Regions from separate parts of the Homo sapiens genome. Here region 2 is linked to region 1. The links are chromatin contacts, found by Hi-C or POLR2A ChIA-PET in ENCODE. All regions are on one chromosome and are shown on one strand. The core of a region is the stretch at or near the end of the contact, and the rest is flanking DNA. Distances in the headings are between cores, read along the strand shown. Region 1 has its middle 340 kb from the start of CWC27. Region 2 overlaps ADAMTS6 (ADAM metallopeptidase with thrombospondin type 1 motif 6).

Region 1 (6,195 bases), core at 1,114-3,613:
TGGACACAGGAGGTAATCAACAAATACTTGTTGAAGGAGTGAACTTGAGGAGAATCCAAATCTTCAGATCCTCAGGCCTTCAGCTCATGACACATAGAGAAACAGTCACTGGTCCCCTGGGAAGCAGGGTCCTCCAAAGCTGTCCACAACACCACCTGGAAAGGGGAAGAATTCCTTTCTGGGTGAGCCGCACACCGACTTGCACCAGGGGGCAGAGTGAGCAGCACTTTTGGAGTTTGACCTGGAGCCAGGGCCTTTTCAAGGGAGTCCTCCCGGAGTCATTTGAGACCTCCCAGTAAAACAATATGTTTTCTGTGCTTCTCAGCACATTCATGTTTCTAGTCAAAGTGCTATTGGGAAATGTTAACTTTTTCTACCCTTGAAGGAACAGTGGCCGCTGAGAGACGGTGTGACAAAATTGTGCTGAGGGGTCTTCCAGTCTGAAAGGCCAGTTCCAGGAAGCCTACAGTGGGAAGTAAAGGCCAGTTACAGTAATCCCATCATTGGGAGGTATTCTTATTTTTATGTACCAAGAAGACAGTATAATATTTAGAGGACAGTAAACCCCAGACCCACACTGTTCCATTAGACTCTTCCTTACTAGGTCGGAGGCAGCACTCGGGCACTGTAAGCCTAGCTTTATCAAGACATAATTCAGAAATGCAAACGGAAGAAATTTTACTGCAAATGGTATTTCTTACTTCAAAAGCGAGAACTGTTTTCCCTTTTATGGTATCTTAGATATCCATTTTTTGAAAATGTTTTCCCAGCACATTACAAATTACTTCAGAGTTGGGAAATGCTCCTGCTAGGAAGAGGCTGAGTGCTCGGAGGGTTGGTCTCGAGTCCCGATCAAAACATTGTTTATTTGGGCAACTACATTCTTCTGTCAGTAAGGCCTGGGGAGTTTACTATTAATCCCAAATGTAAACCTCTGTTAGAGTTGCTTACAAAAGGCGACTACTATTTAACTCTTATGTTCACAGCACATCTTGTTAATTCCTCCAATAAAGGAGAACTCAGCTCTTGCGTTTGAAATTTCCAATTTTTGGTTAGGTGACCTTAAACTACTTCACCCCTGATCTCTACTCCCATCTTTATTCTTTCTCCACTTACGGTGGGACTTCCCTAGAAAACACCTGAGGTTTACCAATTTTAGAGGGGACCGAGGGAGAGGCAGGAAATGGTGCCTGGTGAGAGCACGCTCCCTTCCTGTCTCAGAGGGTTGCTGTCTGGACGGGAATTGAAGAAGAATCAGAAATACGTACTGAATTAGGATTGCTAGAGTTAATAAAACAAACGCACACGAATTTTTGTGTGGGTCATACTCATGCTCAAAATTTGTCGTTGTCTATCTGATATTCATATGGAACTCAGTGTGCTGTATTTCAGCTGGCAACCCTTTACTGAATGGATAACCCAGATTTGGACGAAACAGTGGCTGGAAGGTGGAGGCCCTCAAAGTCTCAAAGAGAGAGGTCCTCAAGATTTCTTTTCTAGGGCATCCTCTAGTACTCAGGGTAGAAACACAGAGTCTGTGGTGGCCTTGGGGGCAAAGACGAATGTGTCCTCTAAGGCTGGCCCACCATGGGGAGGAATCCGTGTTGAATGGAGACAAAGAGAGGTGTTAGGAAGCAGCACTGGCGTCCTGCTTCCTCTCCCTATGGGTTCCCTCTGCCTTTCTCCCTCGTCTCTCCCGGAGGGCTCTCTCCCCTCCACACGCCTCCTCCCCAAGAAACCAACATAAGATAATTCTCTTCACTTTAGTTCTCCTGTGCCTGGGTGTAGATGGGAATAAAGCGATGAACCTACGGGGCGAGCGGTGGGCAAAGCTTTCTGTGTATTTGCAGCTCAGCAGTCGAGCGTCCACCCCAAGCTGCATAAACTTGGGTGCCCTCGCCTCCGGCAACCCCGGTGCTTCAGTGCTCCCGACCTTTCTCTGCCGCCCCTCGCCTCGGCGGCCGCCGGGAGCGGCTGTGGGGTGCGCCGGTCGCCCCGGGCCCGAGCGGGAGGAGAGTCCCGCCCCGCCGCGCCCCGCCTCCGGGCGCCCCGACGCTGCCGGCGCGGACGCCATTGCTGCGGCCGCTGTTTGTTATTAAACTGCCCAGAGAAAGGGCTTCGAGTAAAAACACCAACTTTCCAGTCGGGGCGGCGCAGGTCCCCGGGCCCTGGAAAGTTCTGGGACGGCCGAGGTCTCCCCGGACACCCGCACCCACGCCCCCGTCGTGCCCTTTCTGGCTTTTGGCTTCCTCTCCTCGATTTCCCTTTTGTGCGGCCCCGGGCAGCTTCCTCAGGCCCCGCCGCCCCCACCTGGCCGCCCTGGGAGCTGTTCCTCCCCCAGCAGCAGGAGCATCCAGCTCGGGTTTTATTACCTCCCGAGACACTCGAGGAAGCCTCAGGTGGGTTTCCATGTCAACCTTCACTGAAATCCAAACATTTGGCGTTCTCAAAGGCAGTTTAACCTCTGCCACCATTTTTTTTTCAAAGCTTAAAAAAAAACCTAGAACTTTCAAAAGCCGCAGGCTTCTGGGGGTTTCTAGTCAGAGGGTGATAACACATCTTGAGACAGGATATGTATAATTTGTTTGGTTTCACGTTTATCCTCACAAAGCTAAACAGTAATGACTGAGAGCTATGAAAACACTTAGGTAAGGAGAGGGGCTAGAGCAGAGATAAAAGGGATAATTGGAAACAGAGGCGAAGCCTCCAAGTTGCACCTTGTTGAATACTGTCACAGCCGGGCAGGCCGGGGAGCTCATGGCAGGATGCGGCATCTCTTAATTCTGGGCACTCCGCAGCCTCTCCTCTTCCAAGGTTTACTTACGCAAGCTTAGCTGCAATTTTCCACAGATACTCGTCCTGGTTCCGGGCCACCTTCCCCAGTAAGAGACCTCCTGAGGCGGGAGCTGGGGGTTGAACATGTGGTGAACACAGGTTCCAAGCTTTGGAACAGGCCACCTGGAAATGGGAGATAACCTGTTGAGATAAGGGATTTACTGAGGCCAGGGCGCACTGTAGGGAGCGGGGAGCAGAAGGAGTGCGGCTCCACATGTCCAGTCGTGGGATGCAACTGGGAGGTAATATATGAGTCTAGTGAGACCACACGGGGAATACTATGTTCCTCATTGCCTCCCAAGGAAGATGCACATAATGAGCTGGCTGCCTTTCAGAGAAGAGCAATTAGGATGCTTAAGGGGCCACAGGGAGTGACTTAGGGGGAGAGATTAAAAGAATTAAGTATGTATACCTTGGCTGAGCTCAAAGCACAGGGAATGTGGAAACTCTATAAGCATCCTCCGAATATAAACATAAGGAGAAGTGGAATTGTTTCTCATGGTCCCTGAGGGATGGAACTGGAAGTAATAGGGTAGAAGAAAAGAAAACTTAACTACCTGCTAGAGAAAGCTGCTGAGCAGTCCCAGATACCAAAAGTGTCAGAGTCACACCTAATATTTTTAGAAATAAAGTCAACAAAGGAAGACACGACATGATAGGAGAAAAATACGTTTAGATAACAGGGACTGGTCTCACAGGGATGCTTTGAAGGGGTAAGAAAATAACACAAGTCAGTTTCTTTTAGGGAGTATCTGAAACCTTTGAAGGCTGCCTACTAACTAAAGTTTATTACCAGGTGTTTTTGCCTGGCATTCAAAGCCCTCTCCATCTGGCCAAGCTTACCCTCCTAAAATAATCTGTCATCAGTCCCCAACATAAGCACATCTCCTGAGTGCTCCTGGTGTAGTTCCTCCTTTGCGCGTGAAATTCCTCCAACCTGAAATTCCTCTAACCCGAATTTCCTCTCTCCAATCCCAGTGTCCAGCTATTCAAGTCTTACCCACTTTTTAGGGTCTACTTATATCCTACTTCCCCTGGCTACCCCAATCCATAATGCTCCTGCTGTCTTCCTCCTCCTAGAACTCATGTTGGTACCTGTCATACATTACTTGCATTGTTAGCTGATGTATTCTGATCTTATCTGGTCTTACAGATTGTGAGCTTCTTAGAAACTAGAGGGCATGTCCTCTCCCTTCCACTTCCCATCACTTTTTAATTCTCCGTGCTAGCTTTCATAACCATTATGAACCATAATTCACACAATAATAGGATTCTTTCCTGGTTTCTTCCTCTCTCTTGCTACTTCTTAGTTTTCTCTGATCTTCCTTTGGATGTTGGTGCCCCCAGAGTTCCTCCTCTTTTCTCACTCTCCATTCTTCCTGGAAGATCACATCCAATCGGGGGCTGCAGTGACCCTGCCAGTGCTGATGATTCCCAAATCTCTGTCCAGCTTGGCTGTTTCTTCTGTGCATCAGGCCCTTATTGGGCATCTCAAATTGGCCGTCCCATGTGCTCTTCAGCACTCCTATGGTACAAATCTGAACTCACTTTCTCTTTCAAACCATCTCTTTCTATTCTTGTGTTTCCTGTCTCAGAGAATGGCTCCCACATCCTCCTATTTGCCCAAGCTAGAAATCTAAGTGTCATCCTTGGCTCATTGCTGCCTTTCCCCCACAATCAGTCAATCACCAAATTCAGTTAATTCTACCACCAGAATATCTGAAGTGCTTTTGTGTCAATTCTATCACCTGAATATCCAGAGTGCTTTTGTGTCTGCCCGGGACTGCCGGCATCTTCCTACAGCCTTCCTGGTAACAGACCTTACTTCCTTGACCATTGGGGTGACCATGTCCCTTAGACAATGCTCTTATCTCTCCAAGGGGAGAGGTACTTTGGCCACAGAATTGAGTCCAGACATTAGCACATGATCCGAGCCCAGCCAATCCCAGCATTTCCTGGGAACTTGTATTCTGAATCTATTCTGAATCAGAGACAAAATGTCTCCTTTAGTTAGAAGCTGTAGAGATGTGATCTCAGAGCCACCAACAGGCCATGTACCCTACCAGGCCTGAAAGATGAACAGCAAACTTTCCAAGATGCACAGAGATGAGGGCAAAAGTAGAAAAGGGGTCCTGGCAGCACTCCATTCCCCCATCCATCCCTTGCTGGCCAGCAGCTCCCTTGTCTTTCTGTGATTCAGTTACTGAAACCAAGAAGTTTCTCATTTTTAATTGAACTTTTTGAGGTGGTTTCTGTCTCCTTGAAACAATTCTGATTAATAAATCAAATCTGTCTCATCCAGGCCACTGAAAGCCTTCTAACTGATTTCTGCAAACAACCTCACACCCTTTTATGCCATTCTCTGGTGCAGCACCATGACCTTTCTAGAACTCAGTCTTATCAAGATACTCCCGACCCAAACACCCAGATTTATTTCCAAGGCTTATGAGGCCCCTCACATCCTCACTCCTGCTTGCTTCTTTTCCCCATCTCTTGCATTCCCTGCTCTAGTATTCCTGAATGTCCTTCAGGTCCTCAGGGGCAGTGCTCTCTCTCCTTTAGGCCTTTGTACATAGTGTTCATTCTGCCTAGTTTCTCTTCTCCAGCTAATTGCAACTTGCCCTTAAAGTCAAAGTGGGAATGTTACATTGTCAGAGAGGCTTCCTCTGACTCCTAATCTGGGTTAGCTATTCTGTATTTCATTGATTACAACACTGCTTTTCACACATCTTAACGTATCTACTTGTGAAATACCTTACCTATCCCCACTAGTCTATAAATCCCTAAGAGCAAGTCCATGTCATAGCATCATAGAACTTAATACTTTGCTGGACATAATGAATTAATGATACCAGCTACCACCTATTCTCAAATGTGTATTTCCCCGTTGGGTTCCACATATATACAGGTGTCCTTCTGTATTTGTGGGGGATTGGTTCCACCACCTCCTGTGGATACCAAAATCTTTAAATGCTCAAGTTTCTAATATAAAATGGTGTACCATTTGAATATAACCCACGTACATCCTCCCATATGCTTTGAATCATCTCTAGATTACTTATAATACCTAATATAATCTAAATGCTATTTAAGTAGTTGTTATACTGTATTGTTTAGAGAATAATGACAAGGAAAAAAGTCTATACATGTTCAGTACAGATGCAATTTTTTTCTAATATTTTCAACCTGTGGTTGGTGAATCCAGGGATGTGGAACCTATGGATACAGAGAGCTGATTATATTTCTGACTGTATCCCAAACTGCTCCTCTTCCTGTGGTCCTTATCCTCCAAGGAGCACAATCTAGAAGCCTAGAGTCACTTTTTTTTTTTTTTTAGACAGTCTTGTTCTGTTGCCCAGG
Region 2 (5,601 bases), core at 1,545-4,044, 290 kb after region 1:
ACACACACACACACACACACACACACACACTTTTTTTTCTCAACTATTTGAAATCATGGCCCTTTACCCCTTAATATTTCAGTATGTAAATCCTAAGAAATCCACTTAATGCATACCTTAATGCATAAATTTACATTGCAACACTTTTACCTACTCTACCATCCATATTCCAATTTTGTCTGTCTTTTATAGTATTTATTTTTTCTCTTCTAGTACAGGACCCAGTTTAGGGTTAGACATTATATTTAGCTGTCATATCTCTTTAGTCTCTTTTAACATGGAATATTTCAACAGCCTCTTTGTCTTTTACAACATTAACTTTTTTTTTTTTTTGAGACAGAGTCTTACTGTGTCACCCAGCTGGAATGCAGTAGCATGATCTTGGCTCACTGCAACATCTGCCTCCCGGATTCAAGCAATTCCCATGCCTCAGCCTCCCAAGTAGCTAGGATTACAGGCACCCACCACCACACCAAGCTAATTTTTGTATTTTTAGCAGCGATGGGATTTTGCCACATTGGCCAGGCTGGTCTCAAACTCCTGATCTCAAGTGATCCACCCGTCTCGGCCTCCCAAAGTGCTGAGATTATAGGCATGAACCACCGCACCCAAGCTGACATTAACATTTTTTAAAGGACACCATCTTCCCTTTCTTTTAATAAAAAATTCCTCATTTTGCATTTGTCTGATGTGATTAGTTTGAGGTTATACATTCTTGAGAAGAAAATCACATCTGGAGAAATACCAGATCTATCTGTTCTTCATTCATTGTATAAACTTTTATCACCTGGTCAAGATGTTATCTGATTTCTCCACTACATAAATAGTAGACTTTTTTTCCTTATTGCAATTTAATAAGCAGTCTAACACTTGAAGTTAATCAAATACCCTGCTCCTCATCAAAATCCTCCCCCAAATTTAGCATCCATACATGATCCTTGCCTAATACAATCTTTATCATGGTGATTTTTCAACTCCAGGTCTCTCTATATATTAATACTAGTCAGCCCTCAGTATTTTACTATAAAGAGGAACCTCTCTTCCTCATCTATTTATAGGCCTATCAATTCCTAGTTTTTCAGTGATTTACAAACTATTACTATACTTTATATTTTTGTGCTCAATTGGTCTCAAGTTCGCCAGTGGGAATGCCTCCAGTAGGATCCCTGTGTTCTTGTTATATGACCCCATTGTTTTATTTAGCACTGACCCTAACCTATACTCCTGAAATCAGCCACTTCTCTGAGAAGCCTCCTTTTCTTTGCAAAGTTAAATTATCTTTAAATATTAGAATTTAAAGGTCACTTTCAGAAGGTTCTAACACTTTGGAAAAACCAACATTATAAAACTGCCTGGTGATTTAAAATAAAAAATCTCTTCGATTGTTTAAGAGTTTAAATGTTTTAATTATCCAGCAATCTTACAGCTATCTGAGACATGATAATCATGAAATATTAAAATATTATATTTTACATGTCTTTCTAACTTATCTGGAATCTCAAGATGTGAGTAGTATACTCTAAATACTCCCTGCCAACTCTACCAAATTTTCTCAACATTTGAAGTTAGCAATGCTTTTATTTTTCCTGTTAAAAACTGATTTTCAAAATGTGCTCAGTAGATCTCATTTATAGTCATTCATTGCAAGCCAACTTTGAAAATTAGTTCAAATACTCAAGCCAAAAACATTATTTACCAAAACTATCCTTTCTCCATAGAACACAAAGGTAGGAAGCTAAAAAGAATGTCTTATTACTCTCTAGGCTTAAAATATTACATGTATTGGACATATGGAAAGTTGGCCAGTTGAACAATTGCTTAAAAAAGTGTGTAGGAAAAATGTCATTGCAAACTCCTTTTAAAAATGTGTACCCCTAAAACTGTTTTATTGCAATCATATTTCTTTAACATAATCCTTCCATGAACATATGCCAATTTAAGTATATTAATGCATGTTTGTATCCATACTTGTTATGCAAAAGCTAATGTTTATATCCATAATTTTAACACTATGACCTAGCTCTCATCATTTCTCCAAATGGCTGAATTATCATCTGAAAACTTGTAATTCCTTGAGGTGTATTAGGACATTTCATTATGTAAACAGATCTCTACAATTTTTGAATTTTTTCTTACACAAAGACTCAGCCTATAAAAAATCAGTGCCTTGGGAAATAAAATTAAACATCCTCAATGCCTGTCAGAGTACAAATGATTCTCTGAGCATGAATTTCTGGAGTTTTAATGCAAGTCAGTAGCAATGCTTTTTTTCTATTTAATATGAGCTTTCCAAAACAATATTTAGGAGCCTATCTTTTGTTAAGAAAGTAAGATGTCAAGAAAAATTGCGAGTTTTTCTTTTTCATTGTATGTGTAAAACAATCTTTCCAAAATGATGTTGATTTTAGGTTTAAGAGGATATAAAAAGAGGAGTTCTGTTACTTTTAGTTAGCTTTTATTTCTTTCTTGTTCATTTGTGTCAGGAAAACTGTGTAGCTGCAAAATAAAAGGAAGAATAAATCATTCCATACAGTGGCCCTAGAGAGGTCAGGTAAATAGGGAGCAAAAGCTATATATGAAGTGACAGAGTTAATCATTCATGTGGCAAATTTTTTTTTCCAAAGATGGTCACAATAGCATCTCCCATCCACATATAATGTGACTTTGACATTCTCCTCAAGAGGCAGGATCTATGTTTCTTTCCCTTGATTCTTGGCAGGCTTGTAGTGTCAGAGGCTAAGTCTTACATCACAGTCCAGTTCCCTTGTTTCTCTTGCAACACTGGCCTTTGGAGCCTCCAAGCAAGCAGGCTGGTTGCCCTGAAGCCAGCATGCTGGACAAAAGCCCAAACTAGTCCACTTGGAAAAACCACATTAGGAGAGAAAGATGCCCGGCCATCCCCCAGCTGCTTCAGTCCCCTGCTGTTTCACCTCCAGTAACAGTCTAACTACAACTGCATTAGAGACCTAGCCAGAACTGCCCAGCTGAGCACTTCCCAAACTCCTGACCCAGAGAAACCACGAGCAATAATAAAAATGATTGCTGTTGTGTTAAGCCACCAAGTTTTGGGGCAACTTATCACGAAGCAATAAAAAGCTGGACATGTCAGCATTCCAGATAGTGAATAATGAATAATAACATGGATTGGGTTGAGGAGGATTGCTCAAGTAGGGAATTAAGGTATGGAAGTCATGCTGAATGTTCACTTAATTCTCATTCAAGTTTCCACAGGGCTCTCAGTTTTCTTCAAATTCTCTTCAATGATATGGATCTAATATAAAATCCAAAGGAAAAAATCCATGATGCATGTGTGGTAAATCTAACTTAGGTCTACTAAAAAGAGTTAGCAGCAGCATTAAGTAGAGCTATGTTTCCAGTATTTGACCCTCCAAACTTACAGAGTCTTAGCTTCTGTCTTATCTACTCTAATCTAGTAATAATATTATATATAGTAAGTTTAACACTTGATAATTTCCAAAGTGCTTTCACGTACCTGATTTCATATGATCTTATAAATAATCCTATGAAGTAGCAGAGCGTCATAGAGAAAAAAACTGAGTCTCAGAAAAGTTACAAAAATTGCTCAGGATTAAGGAACTAGGGGAAAAAGTATTTAATTCAAGCAAGTAGAAGACTAGACCTGCTACCCTGATTTGGGAGCCAAGATCTAAGTATGTGTATGGAACACACATGATACATTATACTCTAATCACTGACCATGTGACACAGAGTCTGTGTGTGCCACTCTCTAAGGAACCAAGATTCAGGTGTATATTAAACATTATGCTCCTAAGTGTTACACTATTTTGCTTTTTAAATACCCTCTTCTGAAAATCTTGCATTTTTATTATACTCTGGATAATCACTAAAGACTATCCCAAGGACTAGTCTCAGGAGCCTTGTAATTTTTTAAATGTTAAACAAAGTAGGTGCTATTTCAAAGTCCTTTAAGGTTTGATTTAATGAATGCCAAGCATCTCAAATCCACAGGAAATTTTTTTAACACAACACTGTTGGATATCTTCTGAAAAGGAAAGTTAACATATGCACCAAATGGAATTCTCATTTGGTGAGCTCCAAGATACTGCTTGTCAGACAGAGGAGGTTTCTTGCTGTTGCTGTTGTTTAGTGTGCCCAAACACTGAATATTATTTATACAAAAAAACAAGCTTTTAGAAATTCTATGCCCTGTTCTTTGCCACTAACCATGCCTCCCCAACCATTGGAATAGTTCCATCTCCTTTTAACAACTTCCCATTAAACCTCATGAACCATATCCTGTACTTAATGGGCTGTTAATATTTTAAAGCTTCTGTAGTTCTACTGTAAATCCCTGGTCCCATTTGCAACATTGAAAAGATATACCAAAAAAATCGTCCCAGCCAATGATACAAAGAAACAATATAACTTAAATTTTGACATTCAGCAATAACTTGTACTATTAACAATAGACTCAATCATAACGGTGTAACAGGCACAGTAACTATGACAGCTATATATCTGAAAACACTAAGTAGGGTTGGGAACATACAAACATTTAACTGGCTTCAAGCCACATACTTGTCACATTAGCCCAGCATAAGCCACAATACACTTGCTTAATCACTAACATGGCACTTCAGTTCTTAAAAAATAAATACATAAAATTAAGGTAATATGCCAATAAAGTTTAACCTGATTATTTATTTCATCATAGGAAATTTACAGAAATAAAAAAATGAAGTAAACTAGTTAATTATCTCAAAAAAAGCAAACTAGAACTCTAAATACATTTTGTACAACCTTCCTTTTGGGGAGAAATTGAATAAATAGTCCAAAGGATATCATTTCTTGTTTCTACTCCTGTTTTTATGCATGCATACAACCCTTTTAATAATTATTGCCAAGAATTAGAATGCTGTGACAGTCTTCATCTAAATTCAGAAAGAAACTTTAAAATAAAGTTTATAGGATTTCAAATGTCTTGATTATGCGATAAGAAAGAAAACAACACTACTCTCTGATTGAAACAGACAGATATTTTCTGTCTATGGCCACCCAGTTTCTCTCCTGGTTACTCTTAATCTAACCCATCTCATCTGTGCTGTCAAACCATCACCTCTTTCCCACTCCAACCCTCTGGCTACCTCTCCAGTCACTAGAGATTTAGAAGCAGAAAGCATCTTATCGTCCATCGGATAAGTACTCAGAAAATTCAGTCTTCACTGATTCTGCCTTTAGAAAACACTAAATACATCTTTTAATGGCTAGGACGCTGTTTCATGGCTAGGACATGGTCATGATATGTCATTCTTTTTATACATTGCTGGATTCTATTTGCTAATATTTTGTTAAGAATGTTTGCATCTATGCTCATAAGAGATATTGGTCTGCATAAGACATTTCTTATAATGTCTCTGTCAGTTCAGGTATGAGGGAGATGCTGGCATCATAGGATGGGTTCAAAAGCATTCTGTCTGCTTCTATCTTCTGAGAGATTGTAGAGAATCAGTATAATTTCTTTTGTAAATATTTTGCAGAATTCACCAGTGACTATCTGGGCCTAGTGCTTTCTGTTTGGGAAGATTATTAACTGTTGGTTCCATTTCTTTAATAGCTAAA

The links. A loop is a pair of places that touch in the nucleus more often than their neighbours do. ChIA-PET counts read pairs that join two places held with the same protein, here RNA polymerase II (POLR2A). Pooled maps may share reads with other maps.
Region 2: a loop to region 1 is called in a pooled map, with 1.9 times the contacts of the local background. The contact joins two enhancer-like sites. A Hi-C loop is called at or near these places in 1 of 168 maps with a recorded cell type or tissue (Caco-2), 1 of 37 single-sample maps with no recorded cell type and 3 of 50 pooled maps. POLR2A ChIA-PET finds 5 or more read pairs at or near these places in 1 of 52 experiments (AG04450).

Annotation. Positions count from the first base shown.
Region 1 is chr5:65,101,073-65,107,267 of GRCh38, forward strand. No RefSeq gene overlaps it. Among named protein-coding and RNA genes, the nearest start is that of CWC27, 340 kb to the left of the region's middle. RefSeq lists enhancers at 1,417-1,917, 1,918-2,418 and a silencer at 1,900-2,189. Within about 2 kb of position 2,364, at least 30 of the 41 ENCODE cell types and tissues checked have a DNase peak (open chromatin) inside an H3K27ac peak, as active enhancers do.
Region 2 is chr5:65,391,422-65,397,022 of GRCh38, forward strand. The region is part of intron 7 of ADAMTS6 (ADAM metallopeptidase with thrombospondin type 1 motif 6); the gene reads right to left. Among named protein-coding and RNA genes, the nearest start is that of ADAMTS6, 88 kb to the right of the region's middle. Within about 2 kb of position 2,795, at least 3 of the 41 ENCODE cell types and tissues checked have a DNase peak (open chromatin) inside an H3K27ac peak, as active enhancers do.